Regions from separate parts of the Homo sapiens genome. Here region 1 is linked to region 2. A link is a loop called in an ENCODE intact Hi-C map of the cell type or tissue named here. Cell type or tissue: heart left ventricle. All regions are shown on one strand. Links, peaks and the distances in the headings refer to the core of each region. The heading gives the core; the rest is flanking DNA.

The links. A loop is a pair of places that touch in the nucleus more often than their neighbours do. Peaks named below come from ENCODE experiments on the same cell type or tissue, not always from the same donor. Only the 100,000 strongest peaks of a DNase experiment are listed, where the experiment ranks them.
Region 1: it touches region 2 in a loop (2.5-fold over the local background); 14 of 110 quality-filtered maps call a loop at or near these places.

Annotation. Positions count from the first base shown.
Region 1 is chr16:66,356,129-66,359,075 of GRCh38, forward strand. No RefSeq gene overlaps it. Among named protein-coding and RNA genes, the nearest start is that of CDH5, 9.1 kb to the right of the region's middle. In heart left ventricle, for the core only: a CTCF peak has its summit at 1,532 (motif pointing right); no DNase peak of the experiment used is centred there.
Region 2 is chr16:66,405,101-66,407,972 of GRCh38, forward strand. No RefSeq gene overlaps it. Among named protein-coding and RNA genes, the nearest start is that of LINC00920, 2.0 kb to the right of the region's middle. RefSeq lists a silencer at 1,406-1,700 and an enhancer at 1,412-1,481. In heart left ventricle, for the core only: CTCF peaks have their summits at 1,545 (motif pointing right) and 1,748; DNase peaks (open chromatin) are centred at 1,541 and 1,901; H3K4me3 peaks cover 733 bases; H3K27ac peaks cover 790 bases.

The sequences.
Region 1 (2,947 bases), core at 172-2,671, 49 kb before region 2:
CCCTGTTGTCCAGCCCATCCTCCATCCCATCAGGGTTTAAAGAGCCCATTGATTGGATCAGTAGACAATCGTCTTCATCTAAGTTGATGATAAAGAATGCTGGTCCAGACCAGGCACAATGGCTTACACCTGTAATCTCAACACTAGGAAGCTGGGGTGGGAGAATCAGCTGAGGTCAGGAGTTTGAGACTAGCCTGGGCAACATAGAGAGACCCTGTCTCTACAAAAAATTTAAGAGTTAGCTGAGCATGGTGGTGCACACCTCTCGTACCAGCTACTCAGGAGGCTGAAGTGGGACAACAGCTTGATCCTGAGAGGTCAAGGCTGCCATAAGCCCAGGAGGTTGAGGCTGCAGTGAGCCATGATCACACCGCTGCACTCCAGCCTGGGTGACATTGCAAGACTGTCTCAATAATTAATTCATTCATTAATTTTTTAAAAGAATGCTAGTCTAGATGGGCCTGGAATAGAATCTTGTGGCATACCACTGGAGACCTCCCTTGGGGCCAATGTGTCCCAAACTGTATTCCTTGGAAATTTTTGCCTCCCATGAGATGTGAGTATGTGTTTGGGAATAAAAGAGGCTGCAATCAGATGAGATTGATACACAACAGATGCTAAAACAGCGTTTACATGAAGAAGCAAAGACACGACATCTAATGGTAAGCTTCCAGGCTAGAGGCTTTACCTTCCAATAGTACAAGCCCTTAAATCTCTTTTGTCCACTGAGATTTATTTTTACAAAAGAATTCCACCCTGTGAGTGCCCTGAGCGTAGTCAGTCACTCCCTCCTTTCTCAGACAGCTTTACTTCTCTCCGTGCCCTGCCATGGTGAGAACCCCAAGCACATCAGTCCTGAGACATCCTCTGGCGCCTCTTGTCTGGCCCCACAAGAGCCAGCAGGGTGGGGAGCAGCCATTGGATTTGAGTCATACCTATGGGCTCCTATTTAGACCCTGGGCACAGGCTCCAAGAAGCTGTCCCCCTCCCCCACAGCCACCTCAGTTCCCCCAGTTGGAGGCAAGACCCTCTCCTCGCCCCATCAGCCTCCACAGGAGCTTCTGCCCATGGCCAAGAACAGACCAGCTTGGATCACGAAGGACTGAGCACCTGGAATATTCTGTGCTTCTCCCCTGATGTCTGAAGGCGAGTGCAGCCTCGGGCCTGGCCCACAGTGGCTGATGGTGGAATGAGTCAGTGCCCAAGCAAAGGTGAGCCAGCCCCTGCAGGAAGGTCAAGCTCTCCTGCCCAGGTGAATCCCCCTCATCCCGGATCCCTCTGTGCCTCCCCCTGCCTGGGGACCACACCTCATGCTTCTCCTGGGGTTCATGAGTGAACTCCCAATAGCTCTTAAACACGAAACCCATCTTCATTCCACTGTCCTTCTGAAAGGACACCTTTTGGGAAAATGAACCCAAGTGTCCCAAAAGCATCTGCCTGAGCAACTATGAATGATGGCCTTTCCTCTTCCCACGTGTGTCCTCCAGGAGCCCCGTCTTGCCAAGTCCAGAAGAGGCTCATCTGTTCTCATCGCTAGCCACTAGATGGCGACATCAGGAATTGTTTAATTTTCCAAAGAAAGTTGCTTGGGAAACCACACAGTTCTAAATAAAGCAAAAAGCAATGAATGGGAGGAAGGAGGGGAAGTGGAAAGGCAGGGATTTAGAATTCCCCATCCCTTTACATGGCTATATAACTTGGGCACGCCCTTTAATCTCCCAGAACCTATGCACCTGCAAAATGGAGCTAAGAGAGGTAGCTACCTCCTAAGGTAATGCTGGAAGACCTGGGAGCATATTAACCTCCTGGGGAGCTTTACAAAATAGTGAAGTCAGCCAGGTACAGTGGCTCACGCCTGTAATCCCAGCACTTTGGGAGGCCAAGGTGGGTGGGATCACTTGAGGTCAGGAGTTCGAGACCAGCCTGGCCAGCATAGTGAGACCCCCGTCTCTACTAAAAATACAAAAAATTAGCAGGGTGTGGTGGTGCACACCTGTAAGCCCAGCTACTCGGGAGGCTGAGGCAGGAGAATCGCTTGAACCTGGGAGGCAGAGGTTGCAGTGAGCCGAGATCGTGCCACTGCACTCCAGCCTGGGCGACAGAGCAAGACTCTGTCTCAAAAAAAATAAAATAGTGAAGTCCAGCCCCCACCAGGCCAATTAAATCAGAATCTCTACATGTGCCTTCCCCAGATACTACTTGGATGTGGGGAGGGGAGCTGGCCAGGCAGTTCCAGGGCACAGCCTGAAGTGAGGATCTCTGCTCCAGGGCAGCAGTTCTCAAGCTTGGGCATGCATCAGAATCACTGGAATCTCTTAGTAACACAGATTGCTGGGTCCCACCCCCAGATCTTCTGATTCGGCAGGTCTGGGGTGGTACCCCAGGATTTGCTGATGCTGCTGGTTGAGGCCACACTTTGAGAACCACTGTCTTGCAAAGAAAGAGAGACAGTGGGTAAGCTGATGCATATAGAACACTAGGTTGCTTGAGTCCAGGAGTTCAAGACCAGTCTGGGCAACACAGTGAGGCCCCATCTCTACAAAAAAAATTTTTTTAATTATCCGGGCTTGGTGGTACGTGCCTGTAGTCCCAGCTACTCAGGAGGCTGAGGCAGGAGGATCACTTGAGCCCAGGAGGTTGAGGCTGCAGTGACCCATGATTGCACCACTGCACTCCAGCCTGGGCAACAGAGCAAGACCCTATCACCCTCAACAACTGCCCAGCACAAAAAAAAAAAAAAAAAAAAAAAACAACTAGGCTCCATGCCTGACGCAAAGGAAGCTGTGTGGGTTTTTCCTAACAACAACCAATTGTCCAGTTCTCCAACACCACTTGGGTTTCCAACAATTCAAGCCATTTCTGAGCCTAACTACCCAGAGTTAGTGCAGACTTCACAGGTTAATAAAGGCTTAGACACTAGCCACAAGCAGGGTCACCAAGTGAGCCA
Region 2 (2,872 bases), core at 263-2,762:
ACACACACAAGCACACACACACCACCACCACCATCATCAGAGGAACTTACAGAAAAGGGGACATTTATAGATTCCTAGGAATATGCCAAAGCTTTTCAAAGCCTCTATGGACAGCTCATTCCTTAACTTTTCCTTTTAAAATCTTTTTTAGCTTCTTATTTGCCCCAGCCACTATCACTGCCTCAGGCAGCTGCAACGTTAAACAATTGCCACTGATTACTTTCAACAAATAACCTCAGAGAAAAGGCTGTGTGTATTGAATGGGTATCAAGTCAGGTCAAAAGAACACAGCCTTGCAAGTGGAGTTTCTTCCAGGGAACTACCAGACAAGTTGAATAATGACAGTTATCTGGGAATTGGACTTTGCAGAAGCTCCAACCCTGTTCTGATCTGTTTGTCTCTAGACTGCTGGTTTTCACCATGATTATGAATCCACTGGGTTTCAAGGCTACCACAGGTCTCGGGAGAAGGGGATGGGACTAGGGCAAGTTAAAATGCCATCAAGCTCTGCCAGGTGTGGTGGCTCATGCCTGTAATCCCAACACTTTAGGAGGCTGAGGAGGGAGGATTGCTTGAATATAGGAGTTTGAGACCAGCCTGGGCAACATAGTGAGACCCAGTCTCTATTAAAAAAAAAAAAAGGACAATGCCATCAAGCTCACTGTTCTTACCAATATTTAGCTGTTTTAAAAAAAAATAGGTACACCCTGGATTATTGCAAGTTTTTAATTAGTTTTCAGAGTTCTGAAAAAGTTGGTTTTGACAATTTTGGCCAGTATTCTCATTGCTTTTCTCGGGGAGAAGTGCTCCTTACTCAGCCATTCCTGCCAATGCCACCCCTTCCAGCTGGTTTTTAAGCTGTTTTCCCACCTGTCTGAAGTACCTGCTCCCTGAACTCACGGTTGTTCAATCCCTGGAGCCCATGAGATCTGTTCACTACTTCCTTCTCCAAGAAGCCTCCCCATCCCCAAGACACCTCCAGATGAGACAATCTCTGTCGCTCCAACCTTCAAGAGGGCCTGGCTCTGAGCTCTTGGCCACCCTGGTCACCTCCTCTGCTTGGAACCTGTTTACCCTAAGGTAGGAAGAGTGATCTTCATAGTGGAGGAGGGCCTGCCTCTGAATTTGTACATTTTATGGTACCCCAAACCCAGTGGCCTGGAATCTTCTGACCACACTGCACATGCCTGCTCCAGCCAACCCTGGGTCCCAAGCCTACCGAAAGTGGGCAAGGGGAGCAGAGGCTCAGAGCCCTTCCCCTCCCCCAGGCCAAACCTGTGAAGCCAGCATGACCTTCCTCATTTCACAGATGTCCAAGGTGGGACCCAGATGGGGATGAGATGTGGCCAGAGCCACACAGGCAAGTTAGGGACAGAGTTGGGCCTAGACACTCTCCCATTCCCCTAGACCACCCTCAACCGTTGCCTCCTGGGTCCCAGGACAATGCGAATCTACAGACTTCCCAGACCTGGGGGGCTAGAGGCTGAACCAAGGAGCATCGTCCGCGGCTGTTGGGTTGGTAATGGGAAATGACCACTAGGGGGCGCGCTGTGTCAATAAATGCTCAGCCAGGGCCGGTGTCTGCGAGCTCCGCGGCCGGGCATCCTGGCAATCAATGGACCGCAGGTTCTGGGGGTTCTGGACCTTGACAGAGAACCTGGTCTGGCCCTACAACCTGCCTGGGCTCTCGCTACGCTCCTCCGTCGCACCAGGCTCTGATGGGGTAGAGAGAGCCAGGGACCTAGTCCCCCACCTTCCCGAAGGAACGGGGTACCCGCTGTCTCCAGCAGCCCAGCCAGCACCAAGAATCTCGGCTCTCCGAGAGCGGCTGACCTTGGCCGCCGGATCTTTGGATTTGTGAGGGTCACAGTGCACCACACCATCCCTCCCTGCACCGGGTGGCCCTGCCGCAGTGTCCACGCCTCGTCCTCCTGCTCGGCTCCGCCCTATTTTCGCCAAGCCAATCCTGGAAGGTTGACTCTGGGCCAGGAACGGAGCTGCAGTCCCTGAGCGCCCTGGTTTCAAGGCGCCTCCCAGGTCAAGAATCCTTCGAATAAATCCTACTGTCTTCAAGGTGACTGGTAGAGTCTCTGATGTTCACAATCAAAACCTCAGACCACCCAGCAATCCCCCTTCTAGGGATTGCTAAGGACCTCCTAGGGACCTAAGATGCACTGGGTGTATCTGCCTCAGTAAATTCAGTGTTACTTACAAGCAAAAGATTCGAAACAATGTAAATGTCCAACAATAAGAGATTGGTTAGGTAAATTATGGCAAATCCACAAAACACTACCGGGCAACCATTAAAAGTCATGTTGGGACGTGGTGATCTTGAGCTAAATTCAAGGTCAAGGCTAAAAAGCAAAACCCAATGAATTATTTACAGTCAGATCTCAATTTTTTCTAGTAGATATCCATCTTCAGGTTATGAAATTATGAAAAATTTTTATTTTCTTCTCTATTCTGTGTTTTCCAAATTTCCTATAAGTAGTATATATTATTTTTATAATCAGAAAAAAAAAGTTATCTTAATGTTGATTTCTAAGCACTTTTTTGTCACTGGAAAACAGTGAATTGATAAGCAAAATTTATCCCCAAATATCATTTTTTAACACTAAAACTTTCTGTTTTTTTAAAAAGTTGAGTTCACTATTAATGCAACAGACTTTTAAGAATTACCAGCCTGACCAACATAGCGAAACCCTGTCTCTACTAAAAATACAAAAATTAGCCAGGCATGGTGGCAGCTGCCTATAATCCCAGCTACTCAGGAGGCTGAGGCAGGAGAATCGCTTGAACCTCAGAGGCAGAGGTTGCAGTGAGCCAAGATCGCACCACTGCTCTCCAGCCTGGGCGACGGAGTGAGACTGTC